Regions from separate parts of the Homo sapiens genome. Here region 1 is linked to region 2. Evidence: chromatin contacts called from ENCODE Hi-C or POLR2A ChIA-PET data. All regions are on one chromosome and are shown on one strand. The core of a region is the stretch at or near the end of the contact, and the rest is flanking DNA. Distances in the headings are between cores, read along the strand shown. Region 1 holds the start of LOC101929439 (a long non-coding RNA gene). Region 2 holds the start of SCAPER (S-phase cyclin A associated protein in the ER).

The links. Hi-C counts contacts between places; a loop is a spot of excess contacts on that map. ChIA-PET counts read pairs that join two places held with the same protein, here RNA polymerase II (POLR2A). Pooled maps may share reads with other maps.
Region 1: a pooled map shows a loop between it and region 2 (10-fold over the local background). The contact joins the enhancer-like site here to the promoter of SCAPER in region 2. A Hi-C loop is called at or near these places in 3 of 50 pooled maps. POLR2A ChIA-PET finds 5 or more read pairs at or near these places in 2 of 52 experiments (H1 and activated CD4-positive, alpha-beta T cell).

The regions. Positions count from the first base shown.
Region 1 is chr15:76,174,406-76,182,107 of GRCh38, forward strand. TMEM266 (transmembrane protein 266) reads left to right here. Exons shown (of 11, transcript NM_152335.5): 8 at 1,154-1,269. It overlaps LOC101929439 (a long non-coding RNA gene), which reads right to left and starts at 7,081. Exons shown (of 3, transcript NR_120360.1): 1 at 6,547-7,081; 2 at 4,141-4,379; 3 at 486-2,065. RefSeq lists enhancers at 7,172-7,221, 7,432-7,481. Within about 2 kb of position 3,391, at least 6 of the 41 ENCODE cell types and tissues checked have a DNase peak (open chromatin) inside an H3K27ac peak, as active enhancers do.
Region 2 is chr15:76,901,410-76,908,142 of GRCh38, forward strand. SCAPER (S-phase cyclin A associated protein in the ER) reads right to left here and starts at 3,931. Exons shown (of 32, transcript NM_020843.4): 1 at 3,890-3,931. RefSeq lists silencers at 3,507-3,586, 3,607-3,716, 3,727-4,036 and an enhancer at 3,777-4,277.

The DNA of each region.
Region 1 (7,702 bases), core at 2,141-4,640, 730 kb before region 2:
CCAGGCGTGGTGGCGGGTGCCTGTAATCCCAGCTGCTCGGGAGGCTGAGGCTGGAGAATCACTTGAACTTGGGAGACGGAGGTTGCAATGAGCTGAGATCGCCCACTGCACTCCAGCCTGGGTGACAGCAAGATTCCATCTCAAAATAAAAGTTCACAATTCAGTGGTTTCTAGTATATTCAGAGTTCTGCAGCCATCACCAAAAAATCTAAGTCTGGAGTGTTTTCATGACTCCAAAGAGAAAGCCTACACTCATCAGAGTCACTTCCCATGTCCACCTCAGCCCTAGGCAAGCACTAAGCTGCTTTCCATCTCTATAGAGTTGCCTGTTCTGTTCCATTACATTTCATATAAATGGAATCATGTGACGTGGTTTTTCTCTGCTGGCCACTCTGATTTAGCATCATGTGTTTGAGGCTCATCTGTGTTGTGGCTGGTGGCGGGACTGCACCCCTTTTCATTGCCAAGTAGTACTCCACTGCATGGCTAGACCACAGTTTATTCACGCATTCATCGGCTGATGAACATTTGGGTTATGTCTACTTTTTGACTGTTAGGAATAATGCTGTTATGAATGCTCATGTGCGAGTTTTGTGTAGACACATGTTTTCCTTCCCCTAAGGTACCTAGGAATGGAGTTTCTGGGTCATATGGTCACTCTCTGTTTAACACTCTGAAAAACGGACAAACCGTTTCCCTAAGTGGTTGCCCCGTTTTCCTTTCCGCCAGTGTGTGCAGGCTCCAGGGCCGCCCCATCCTCACTGGCCCCAGCTCCTTTGTGAAGAAGGCTCCTGCAGCTGCTGCATGCCACCTCCACTAGCATCCTATGGTCCAGAAGGTGGTCTTGTGGCCACCCATAGCTGCAAAGGAGGCTGGAAAATAGTCTTTATTCCAGGCAGCTGTGCACACAGCCCAAAAGTATGGGTTCTAGCACTATGGAAAACAGGAAAACAGCTACCCTGGACACCATGAGCGAAGGCTGTGGCCCTCTGTACTTTCTGGATGCTCTCGGGTACCTGGACATTTCCCCTTCTAGATCCACAGAAATGGCCCAGGGCCTCGAACCTGCTGCTGCCTGAATGCTGGGCCCGCCCTTCCCTAGTCCAAGCCCTGCCACTGCTGAATTCTTTACAGGGCTGTCTCTGTCTTCCAGCCTACGTCCTGCCAGTGAAGCTGGAGATGGAGATGGTTATCCAGCAGTACGAGAAGGCCAAGGTCATCCAAGACGAGCAGCTGGAGAGGCTGACGCAGATCTGTCAGGAGCAAGGGGTAATGCACTGCCACTTTCGGCTCTGTCCGTGGTCTTGCTGGGGACACTGGTAGTGCCTAAAGCCATGGGTTGCTAGAGCTGCAGGGGCACCAGAGGTCAGGGAGTTCCTCCAGCCCCTTGTTGGACTCATGGGGAACCTGAAGCCCAGAGAAGGGGACACATCTCCAGGTTCACTGATGTATAGCCCAGCCAGGCATGGACTCAACCCTGACTCCCAGGCCAGGGTTCTTTCCACTGTAGCACGGTGACTCTTCAGCTCCCCAACCTGAGTCTGCCAAGTCGCCCCCTCAGTTCATCAGAGTCTTCTCGGAGACATGGTCGGTCTCTAAAGCCAGTCGCTAATTCTGTCTGCTGAGGGTTGCTGGGCACCATGGTATGCCCATTGCCACGCGGGACGCCCAGGGCCCCAGAAAGATGCTAGCGGTGCTCTCTACCCTCCAGGAGATGTGATGCAGACTCAGAGAGGCAGGTGGTGGGCCCTGCAAGGATGGGCTCAGCAGAGGCAAGGGGGACTGGCAGCTGGGCCAGGGGCACCCTGTCGGGAATCCAGAGACCTGCATTCAAGGCCTAGCCCTGCTGCTCCCACCCCGCCGGACTCCGGCCAAGTTGGGCCACCCCTCTGCCCTCAGTTCCTTCCTCTGTAAGATGAGGTGGCTGCTCCCATGTGAGTGGGACAGAGGAGTTCAGAGGAGGGGGATTGGGGTACTCAGGAGGGGGTGGCTGCTGGATCCCGCAGCAAGGCTGAGAGCTCTGTAGAAGTGCAGCTCGGTGTGCAGGGAAGGGTCCGGTCCCAGGCTGTAAGGTGGGAATGCTACTGAGGGGACTGGCAAGGTGGTGGGAATGTGGGGGATGGTCCAAATGACATGCATGGTCATTCCCATTCTGCCCGATGGATTCTGGGGAGAGGACAGGGCCACTGCCCCCAGCTGCGCAAGCCAGAGACGCTAAGCCTGTGGCTCTCTGTGCCCAGGGCCAGGCGAGTTCTTCACGGGCTGTCTTCCAGCCCATGTCCTGCCAGTGAAAGTGGAGGAATGCCCGTGGCCGCATATTGATGTGGGCACTGAGCCCTTCTGGCTTGCAGTGCGGTGAGGATGGGCACCCCTGGGCTCCCTATTCCTCCCCCATTGCTGGGTGCCCAGGCAGTCTCCAAGGTGGCCTCAGGGTTGAGGTCTCATGTGGCGTACAGGCCTGCTATGTGTCTGCCCGTCCTATCGACCTCCTCTCTCATGTGTCTGGTGCATAAACACCCCGACTGTGCCAAGTGGAGTCACCTGTCATTTTGACAAGCCCTGTGCCATGCCACCTCTTGGGTTTTGGTTGCGCTGTGCCCCTTGCCTGAATCCCCGCCCCTTGCAAGCTCTGTCTGTCTAATTCAAGTCCTAGCCTCTCTACAGAGCATGTTCCCCCCGCCAGTAGCCTCTGCACCTCCTCCCCCAGCCCTGCAGCAGCCCTCACTTGTCCACATTCACAGGGCACTGGGCACTCACTGCCATGGTCAGTGCTCCTTTATGCCTGGGGCAGCTCTTCCCGCTGAAATAGATGCCCCCTGAAGGCAAGCCTTAGTCCAACTCACATCCGGCCCCAGCCAGCACTCCGCGCGTTGTAGGTCTTGGTCAATGTGTGTTCAGTGTATGTCGTGGGTCTTGGTAAATGTGTATTCTGTTGCGGGTCTTGGTAAATGCATATTCACTGTACCTGTTGGCTCCTCGACCAACCCCAGCCTCTCACAGTTTTGGGGTGGGGGACACGTCTGTGGAATGTCACAACAAAGTGATCCTGGGAAATGTCCCCACAGGAACACGCACACAGTGTCTTCAGAATCATCCCCTCGGAATGTCTGTCAGGAAACCAATCTTTTTATCTGCTTTGGGAACACTATGACCTTTTGTTTCGCACAGAATGCCTATGCGTGACAAGAGGGGTCATCAGGGGACATGGCCCTCAGGGGCACGTTGTCCAAGGTGTCCCGAGAGCAGGGCAGGCTATGGAATCCTAGACTAGGAAGAGAAGCATTCCCTTCCTGAGGAGCTGGCATCAGCTTCATTCATTCTCTTGCCATATCGCGTGGTTAGCCAGCACCGTCCAGAGCTGCTCTGTGCTGGGCTTGTGCCGGGCATGTGGATGCCGCCTAGGACAGGGTGTGACCCTCGTCCTCACGGGGCTCTGGGTGACTCAGGGGGTTTGGCAGCCCATAAATAGGCAGTGGAAATCTGGTGCAATGCCTGTATCACATGGGCACGTCCCGGGCTCTGCAGGCCAGGATGGGGAAGGCTTTCCAGAGGAGCTGATGTGGAGCAGAGCCCTGGGGAGAAGGCTGCCAGGCAGAGGGAACAGTGTGGGGTGTGCGAGTGGGTGCAGTGCCCCCGGGGTTCGGGGCCATTTAGAGGGTGAGCAGAGGGAGGCAGTAGGATTGGGGACAGGCTTGGGAAGGGGCTCTGTGGCTGACCAGAGAGTTTGGGCTTTATCCTGCTGGGACAGAGGAAGCCTGGAGGATTAAAAGCAGGACTGGGGGATCTGCTCAGATGTGAGTTGTTGATGGAGCCTTCTGGCTGCCGTTGGAGGCTGGATGGAGAGGGCAGGGTGGAGACAGGAAGACTGGGGACAGAGGCTGGAGAAGAAGGTGAGAGAAGCTGGGCTTTAGGCAGAGGGGGCTGCAGGGAAGTGGGGAAAGTAAAGTGCAGGGTGTCATCCAGAAAGCGACTGGAAGCCGATCAGGCAGTTCTCATTCTGCTGTTGAACAGGAAAACAAATGCTCTACTTCACTGCAGTTGGCAACGTGAAAGACACGGACACAGGGCTGCATCCGCCCCTCATAAATTCGCAGCCTCCCAGCCCAGCAGGGAACGCGCTGACCCTGCCGCACACCTCACCTCAGCCACACATGCGCCACGTGGCCAGGAGAAAATCCTAACGGCAACCCCACCTCCCAGGGTTTCCACCATGACCTCTGTCCGGAGCCCCCCGGGGACCCCAGGTTCCTGCCGTCCTGGTTCAAGTCACCTCCACATGTGGCCTCCTTCCCGGGGGTCTCAGCCGGAGGGAGACTCCCTTGCATTCTGCACAGGAAAGAGCCAATAAATAAAGACAGATTCCCTCTAGGTAGCGACATCTGGAAAAGAGATGAACAGAAACGAACCATTTTAATTTAAAAAACACCTGAAGCCTGTCATCTTAGTTAAGACAGCAGAAAGGGCCAGACAGGCTGGACTCCCAGTGGGGCCACCGGGGAGGGTGGGGGCTGCCTGGCCAGAGGGACCAGGAGGGCAGCTCTCCTGGAGTCTGTGGTGCCCACTCCACAGAGCGAAGCAGACAGATGCCTCACTTGCAGCTGTATTTTCAGACCTGGTTTGAGACTTGACTGGGTAACAGATACCCTGGAGGAAATGAGACTGTGGGCCCTGGAATGTCAGAGATGGCTAGACCCTTGGAGACAGCAGCCCATGGAATGGTTGAGAATAGACTTGGTTCTAAATAGACTTTGAGCTGGCTTCGAACCCAGGTGTGTCTCTCTTTAGAACACTTACTGGCCTTGTGGCTTTGGGCATTAATGGGACATCTATGGGCCTTGGTTTTCCTAATCTGAAAAATGGGTGTAGTAATAGAATCCTCGAAGGATGGTGATGAGATCGTAGCCTAAAGCCTGACACATGATGGGTAGCAACTAATGGGTGTGGACCCCGAAGTCCACCAGCCCCACCACACCTGCCCCACACACCCATTTTACAAATAAGAAAACTGAGCAGTGGCAGCTCGCCTTGGGGGCACACAGCTAGTCCAGGGGGGCATAGAACCAGGTGTCCTAACTGTGAACACTGTTCTTTTCCAGCCCATCACGTTGAGCCTCCTTTTTCCTACTCATGGCACTTAGCACTCAGCAAAAACATTGATCAGATTATGCATGGGGTATTTTATACTGCAGGCACAGACCTGGCTCCCCTCAGCTGTCTCAATGGCAGCCCCCAACCCCGTTCCAGGACAGTCTAGTATTCCTTGTGACAAACTCTTGCTGTCTCCTTGCTGGAATTCTCAGAGTATAATGAAGACATTTCCAAACTGAATTCACATATGCTGCCTGAAAAATTGACATTTACCAATGAAATGTGTTAGGGTCCCAGTTTAAATACAACACCTGGCCTGGCGCGATGGCTCACACCTGTAATCCCAGTGCTCTGGAAGGCTGAGGCAGGAGGACTGCTTGAGGCCAGAAGTTTGAGGCTGCAGTGAGCTGTAATGACACCACTGCACTCCAGCCTGGGCCACAGAGCAAGACTGTCTCTAAAACAAAACAAAACAAAACAAAACAAAACGCTTTTCACTCCCTTGCTCTCTTGCTGGGGTGTGTTTGTACAACTATTTCAACTATTTGCCACAACTTCACCCAGCTCTTTTTAAAAAAATAAACTTTATTTTTTAGAACAGTTTTATATTGACCAAAAAATAGTGAAGCAGGTGCAGAGTTCCCTGTATCCCTTGTGCCTGGCTGCCCATCATTAACATCATACACTAGTATCATTTGTTACAATGAACAAACCCACATTGATACGGTACTCAGGTTTTCTTAGTATTTAATCTGTTATGTCCTCTGTTTGCTCCACGTCGCATTCAGTAGGCTTAGGCTCCTCCTGGCTGTGGCAATTTCTCAGACTTTGTTTCTGATGACCTGAAGGGTTTTGGGGAGCACTGGTCGGGTGTTTTTGTTTTACAGGATGCCCCTCTGTTGGGATTCGTCTGATGTTTTTCCCAGGGTAAGCCTGGGGTTGTGGGTTTTGGGAGGAAGACTGCAGAAGGAAAGTGCCATTCTTATTGTCTCACATCAAGAGGACACACTGGCCACGTGACTTCTCACTGTGATGCGGCCTGGATCACCCGGCTGGGGCAGCGTGGGTCAGGTGTCTCCACTGCACAGTTACTCTCTGTTTCTTCATCTTAAGCTTTTTTTTTTTTTTTTTTTTTTTTGGAACAGAGTCTCACTCTGTCACCCAGGCTGGAGTGTAGTGGCGCCATCTTGGCTCACTGCAACCTCCACCTCCTGGGTTCAAGAGATTCTCCTGCCTCAGCTTCCCGGGTAGCTGGGATTACAGGCACCTGCCACCATGCCCAGCTAATTTTTGTATTTTTAGTAGAGACGGGGTTTCACCATGTTGACCAGGCTGGTCTCAAACTCCTGACCTCAGGTGATCCACCCGCCTCACCCTCCCAAAGTGCTGTGATTACAGGCATGAGCCACCGCACCCAGCCCATCTTAACTTTTTAAGAAAGATTACATTGCTTCTTACCGTGACCCTGTGGAGACTCTCAGGTGAGCCTGTTGGCCAGTTTCTTGCATGAATATCTGATTCATTTCACCTTCTGTGCTACATGGCAGTTCATTTCTTGTCACAGGCCCACATGCAAGGTGCTCCAGAATCACCTTATATAACAGATGAAAGGTCCCTGGGGAGGGCAGCTGGCCCAATCCAGGATTTGGCAGATGGGGCATCTGAGGCTCAGAGAAAGGGAGAGGTGGGCCCAACGTGGCACAGCAGTTATGAGGCCAGGACGAAAACAGGTCTCTTGTTGCTCATTCCAGTGCCTTCCCTCCTGGATCACACTGGCCCTCTGGCTTTGACAGGGAAACAGGCTTCACTGCTTCCCTCATTCCTATGATCTCTTCTGGTTGTGGACACACCTCATGCTTAACAGATTCCTACTTGGGGAGGGGTGCCTAGAGGATCCCGGGAGGGGAGGAGGTCTCTCTGCTGGTCAGTCATACCATTCCAAAGCCCTGGCCATGCCTTCTGCAGTCCCTTCCAGACTCCCCGCTGCTGTGATAGAAGCACATGGCTTCTGACCCCTGAATTCAGCAATTCCTCAATTCCTTAGGTGGAAGTTCTTTTCCATTCTTTTTGTTTGTTTGTTTGTTTTTGGTGAGGGGTGGATCTTGGCCAGAATTTCATGACGAGTTAGGCTCGCTGGTACACAGATGGAGTCCAAAGTCACGATGCTAGAGGCTGCCCTTCAGAGAGACGGTGTGGATGCCTTGTCTCTCTCTCTGTCTTGGCTGCTTCAGAAACCAAAGCCATTTTAGATGCAGCAGTTAAATCAATGCAACGATATACTCTTCTGACTCATCTCACGAAACCACCTCTGAGGTTTTATGTACCTCCATGCGTGGGATCTCGCTCTAGTTCCGAAACACATTCTGAAGTCTCCGTTACACCCGCTCTTTCATGTTTAAGCCTGGTAACAGCTTTTGGTACAAAATAGTATGATCTGACCTGGCCCACTGTGGAAGTTAGTTTCTCTTCTCTGACGTTCTGCTTCCTCAGCACCATTCACCCTGAGATCATTGGCAAAATACTGAGGGATATGAGGCTCAATCCGGGGTGACTCAAGGTCCAGCCTCCAAGGAGACCAGTGGGACCTGTGAGCCCCTTAGGACATCCTTAGACC
Region 2 (6,733 bases), core at 2,681-5,180:
CCAATACTGTATTAAAAGCAGGCCTAATGCATACTAAAATCTTGACAAATTAAATATGATGTCTGAAACCTGCTTCAAAACAATTTAGTGAGGAGGTAACTTTTATGAAATAATATTGCTCATGTATAATATATAGCTAATTTTTGAAATAGATTGATACATAGCAGTTCATCATACTATTCTCTTTTGCGTATGTTTCAAAACATAAAATGAACGTATTACTTTAAGAAGTTATCATTTTAGCAAAACTTTATGAAATCTTTAGTGTTTCATGTCATAGAAGAAAAAGTCTTTCCATAAATAATTTCTAATAATTTTTTTTTTTTTTGAGACGGAGTCTCGCTCTGTTGTTCAGGCTGCAGTGCAGTGGCACGATCTCAGCTCACTGCAACCTCCACCTCCCGGATTCAAGCGATTCTCCTGCCTCAGCCTCCTGAGTAGCTGGGACTACAAGCATGAGCCACCACCTCCAGCTAATTTTTTGTATTTTTAGTAGACACAGGGTTTCACCGTGTTAGCCAGGATGGTCTCGATCTCCTGACCTTGTGATCTGCCCACCTCAGCCTCCCAAAGTGCTAGGATTACAGGCATGAGCCACCGTACCCAGCCTCTAATAATTTTTAAGACTAGCTCCATCATTGGACTCCAGATCTTTTCACTCTTTATATTTCACAAGACCCATAGCCAATCAGTGAAAGCCAAACATGTTTGTGAAAAAGGTTAGCTACAAATGCACCATGGAATACTATGCAGCCATAAAAAAGAACAAAATCATGCCCTCTGCAGCAACACGGATAGAGCTGGAGACCAATGTCCTAAGTGACTTAACATGAGAAAAGAAAACCAAATACTGTGTGTTCTCTCTTATAAGTGGGAATTAAACACAGAATATGTGATTGTAAAAGTCACAAACAACAGGCACTAGGGATCACTAGGCCAAGGGGAGCATGGGCTGAAAGACCACCTGTTGTGTACTATGCTTATGGCCTGTGTGATGGGATAATTGGGACCCCAAGCATCGGCATCAATTTACCCATGTAACAAATCTACACATGTACCCTCTACTATATAAGTTGAATTTTTTTTTAAAAAAAGGTTACCATCCAGCAGAAACTGCAAACAGAATTTTATTAATGATTTAATTTTTGCTATGCCAGCCATTTACAGTTTTCTCTTCTACAATTTCAGAAATGCCAATTCCACAATGGATATCAGATTGTACCCTTACAGAGAATTCTATTAAACTTCCCCCTAAATAATACCCCCACTTTCTAAGTGTTTAAATAACATTCACATGTGATTCCCAAAGAAGTTGTTTATCCTTTAAAACTAGTCTGGGCTGTGGTCAGGTATGAAAGTGAAAGAGGCCAGGTGCAGTGGCGCACGCCTGTAATCCCAGCACTTTGGGAGGCCGAGGTGGGTGGATCATCTGAGGTCAGGAGTTTGAGACCAGCATGGCCAACATGGTGAAACCCGGTCTCTACTAAAAATACAAAAAAAAATTAGCCAGGCATGGTGGTGAGTGCCTGTAGTTCCAGCTACTCAGGAAGCTGAGGCAGGAAAATCGCTTGAACTTGGGAGGTGGAGTTTGCAGTGAGCCAAGATTGCGCCACTGCACTCCAGCCTGGGTGACAGAGTGAGACTCGGTTTCAAAAAAAAAAAAAAGAAAGTGAAAGAAATGACAGAATCTCAAGTCCCTTCATCTTACTTATCTTTAAAACATTCCTGCAGCTAAATGAAGACATTAATGACCTTAATATCAATCTTTTAGGAGTTCTTAAAATACCTATGAAGCACCAATGGCAAACATTTTTAAAGTCTGTTTAGAATACTATATCCTTTGGACCAGTCACCAAAATTTATTTATAAACACATTTGTACAGTACTGCTGATTACACTTCCATGGTTATTTGACCTGAACAACCAAGTGATTAACCATAATGCTATGGTCTGCATGTTTGTGTTCTTCAAAATTCTTGTGGAAATCCTAGTTTCCAAGGTCATATCAGGAGGTGGGGCCTTTGGGAGATGACTGTATTATGAAAGCAGAACCTTAATGAATGGGATAAATTCCCTTATAAGAGGCCAGAGAGAGACCCCTTCACCCTTGCACCATGTAAGGAGACAGCTAGAGGGTGCCATCTATTAACCAGAAAGCAGGCTATCACCAAACACTGAATCATCAGACATCTTGATCTAGGACTTCCCAGCCTCCAAAACTGCAAGAAATGAATTTCTGTTGTTTATAAGCCACTCAGTCTGAGGTATTTTGCTATACCAGACCCAAATGGACCAAAGACACATAGAGTATATTTTTAATGCAGCTCAAGGGAGTGTGGAGAAAGAAGGAAAAGAGCATTTGTTGAGGGCTTACCATGGGCTAGGAACAGTTCTCAATACTTTACAGACACCTAATTTATTACTATCAACAAAATTATGAGGTGGATATTATTCCTACTTTACAGATAAGAAAGGCTCAGAAAAATTAATTTGCCAAAAACAAGGGTTGGGGCTGAGATTCAAACTCAAAACAGTCTGCCTTCAAAGCCATCAGATTACTTCTCCCACAGACAACCTTCCAAATCACATTAAAACTTGACTCTTTGATTGATTAAAAATATTAATTCTTTAGTGGATATCATTCTTCAAGTGGCATAAATCATCTGCAACCAACAAACTTTGAGGAAAAGTCATAGTTAACAGAAATAACAGAAGGGAAAGAGCACCAGTATAGGCCAGAGTGGGACAGTGGTCAGACTACCAACCTTAGGTCAGAAAACTTAACCCCAGATTTACCACTCACCAGCTGGTGATCTAAGGCAAGTAATAACCTTTTGAGCCCCCGTTTCTCCATTCATAAAATAAGTATTACTCCTAGCCCATCCATCCTTCTACCAGATTATTTATGAAGATGAAAAGTTAATGATGAAATTAATCCATAAACTAAGACAAACTATAATTCATATAAGGAATTAGTATCTGTTCGGTAAAATGACTATTAATGAATAGCTATTTTCATGGAAAATAACTTGTCACAACTAGAATAAGAGATGCAGTCCACCAGCAACAGGAAGCTGCTCACAAACAGGCGGCCTCATCTCAGCTGGGGCCCCCTTAACAGCAGCAGGTGTTGCTTACAGGACCAGTTTTGTGCCTGCTTTCTAACAATCCCGTTCCTCCCTGGTGCCGTTCCCACGAACGCGCCTGGAAAACGGTGTAGAGGAAAGGCGCCAAGGAAGTGCTGTTTTGGAAAAGAGCAGCAACAGAGGCAGGAGGCTGGGTCCCACTACTCCCAGGTGCGAGAGGCTCTTCGCCCCTCCAGGCCTCAGCGCACGCATCTGGAAGACGGAGAGGCCATTCCTGCCCCGTTTCCTGGGCAGAGCTAAGATCAGAGTACAGGGAAAGCATGGTAAACCCCGCTGGGAATGACAGATGACGAAGACGATCACCTGTCAAACGAAGGGAGGCTCCTCCAGGGGCCCCTCGCATTTAGACATTCCAGAAGCCTCGTCACCCGCGGCCGGGGCTGCCCCCAAGTGAGGTGACGCGGCAGCCCCCCACTCACCCCTCAGACCGCGTAGTGTGCGGGGTCTCACGTCCCTCACACCCCAGATGAGCCCGCAGGGCAGGGCCCGGACGCGGCTCACCCCAGCCCCCGTCCCGAGGCCTCCGAGGCCGACCTCCGAGCCCTCCCCAGGCGACCGCGGCTCCCCTCCCCCAGCAACGATCCCTGCCCCGCTCAACTCGCACTCCCAGGTGAGGGGAGGGGGTGAAAGGGCGTACCCCGCCGCCATTTTGTCCCCTGGTCCCCGCAAGGCATTCAGACGGCCCGCGCCCCAACCCGGACCCGCCCGGGTCTGCGCTACGCACGCCCCTCGCGGACACTCACCCCCGACCGCCCTGCTTAGTTCGGGGCGGCTCAAAGCGTCCCGCCGGGAAAGGGGCGTGACGGGGCGGGGCAGGGAGGCCTCGGAGAGGCGGGGTGGCTTCCCGGCGCACCACGTGATCTCAGCCGCTGCCGCGCCGCTCCCGGCTGCAAGATCTGTGTTGTCCGCGCGCAGGCGCACGCCCGTTCGCGCCGTTGGGGCGCCCAGGCGGGAGGTGTGAGGGTTGATTTGGTTCGATGTCCCGGCGCGGCGTTTCCGAAGCTGTTTCTTTTCCTAGGTTAAGCTTACACCGCCGCTTTTGGCCACACAGGTCTTTCTCGTACTCAATCTCTTCCCTCCTCCTGCCTTATCACCACAGTCAATCCACAGATTAAGGACTTAGAGACGCGCCTCACAGAAATCTGTGCTGGCGAAAGCACTTGACAGGAGCACGCTGGGCTGCGCTGAACACAACTAGGCCTCCGAGAAGCTTTATCAGGGCCCTTCTGTGTGCCAGGCTTGGAAGGTCGAAGTACAGAGACCTAACAAATACGTTTCATCTACTTCAAAGACAAACATATGATGAATTAAATACTTTAACGTTTAAATCAGTCTGAACAAAATAGAAAAAAGATTCAATGCAGACTGTAATTATCAAACGAATATTCACCGTCCCTTTTCATCCAGCTGGGAAACAGCTCTTTACCCTTCCCTCTCCCTCCCCACCCGCAGTAGGCGGGAAGTCCTGGACTCACAAGCGTTGTGGGGGCAGGAACCATATGGCTATGTTCTGGCTCCCCTTCTCTCTTGCCTTCTTAGAAAACTCGCTTTTTCATTTATTCAGCAAATGTTTATTGACCACATACTATATATCAGATGGTATTCTAGATGCTTGGAGTTAATACGTGAGCAAAATAAACAGAAATCTCTAAAAAACCTCCGGCTTCTTGGAGCAGGGTGAAACCAGGCAAGTGTTACATCAAGTTTAGCCAAAAGCTGTGTCCTTACATATTTTAAGTTCAGCCTGAAGGTTTCTCCGTAAATAGTAAACTATAACCTAAATGGAGGTGTAAATACACTGCAACCTACTCTTGCGCCAATCACCAAGTTTTGGCCAAAGACGGCCAACTGTTCAAACCGTGTTCAAATAAGGTAAACGTCTAGCTATAACCATTCTGGCTGTTTCCCTACCTCACTTTTCTTTCTCTGTCTATAAACCTTTTTCCACCATGTGGCTCTGCGGGAGTCTGTATGAACCTACTCTGGCTCAGGAGGCTGCCTGATTCGGGAATAATTCTTTGCTCAAACTCTGTTTAATTTGGCTAATATTTTGCTTTTAACACAAGAAATAGTAAACACAATAAATAAGTAAATTATATAACATGATAAGCACTACAGTTAACAAAATGAGTAGGATAAGGGGGATAGAGTAGGGAGCATACTACAATTCTATAAAAGGCGGTCAGGGCCTCATTTCTTAATTATCCCCACTTCCTTTCATACTCATAAGCATGTAAACAACCTGAAGTCTCTCCCATCTTGAAATCTCCCGCCGAACCTACCAGACTCCACTTCAACCTCTGCTTTCTTTCCTATAATACATTTCTCCAATTATCTAAACAAGAGTGCCTCCAATTCCTCAACCACTACTCAAGTCTGGACTTACTGCACTCTGGTTTCTGCCCCACCACCCCACTGAAACCATTCTTTCCAACATCACTAGGGGCCAGCCGCCGTGGCTCGCGCCTGTAATCCCAGCACTTTGGGAGGCTGAGGCAGGTGGATCACCTGAGGTCAGGAGTTCAAGACCACCCTGGCCAAAATGGCGAAACCCTGTCTTTACCAAAAATACAAAAAAAAAAAAAAAAAAAATAGCCGGGTGCGGTGGCGCACACCTATAGTCCCAGCTACTCGGGAGGCTGAGGCACGAGAATCCCTTGAACCTGGATAGCAGAGGTTTGCAGTGAGCTGAGATCATGCCACTGCACTCCAGCCTGGGTGACAGTGCGAGACTCCATCTCAATTAAAAAAAAAAAAAAAAAAAAAGTTGGGCTGGGCTGGTGGCTCCCGCCTGTAATCCCAGCACTTTGGGAGGCCGAGGCAGGCAGATCACGAGGTCAGGAGATCGAGATCGAGACCATCCTGACCAACATGGTGAAACCCCATCTCTACTAAAAATAACAAAAATTAGCTGGGCGTGGTGGCATGTGCCTGTAATCCCAGCTACTCAGGAGTCTGAGGCAGGAGAATCGCTGAACCAGGGAGACGGAGGTTGCAGTGAGCACAGATCATGCCACTGCACTCAAGCCTGGCGACAGAGCGAGACTCTGTCTCAAAAAAAAAAAAAAAGTCACTAGGGATTTCCCTACTATATATCTTATGGACATTATCATCATTACCTAACTTAATTTCTCTTCATGACCCTCCTTCCTTCTGGAAATACTTTTCCTTGCCTTTCATTTTTACTCTCTTGGTAGCACTTCTCCATCTCTAACCACTCCCTCTCCATCTCTTTTAAAGTCTCTCTTATTTCTCCCAGCCTTTAAATATTGTTATCCCACAGGAATAGGTATAAGCCTTCACTCTTTTCCCACTGGACACACTCTCTACATGACCACTGCCTTTTACATAACTTTGGTTAGCATCTTTATGCTCTGGATTTCCGAATATATATCCCCAGCCCTGATTCCTACTCCTGGGATCCAGGCCACATTGTTAACTACCTACTGGTCATCTCCACTTGAATTAATAAAAATAAATATGACAAAAATAAAAATGATTCATCTTTCTTATATACATATAAAACAGCTTTATTGAGATGTAACCTACATACAAATCAGTGGTTTTTAGGATATTCACACAATTGT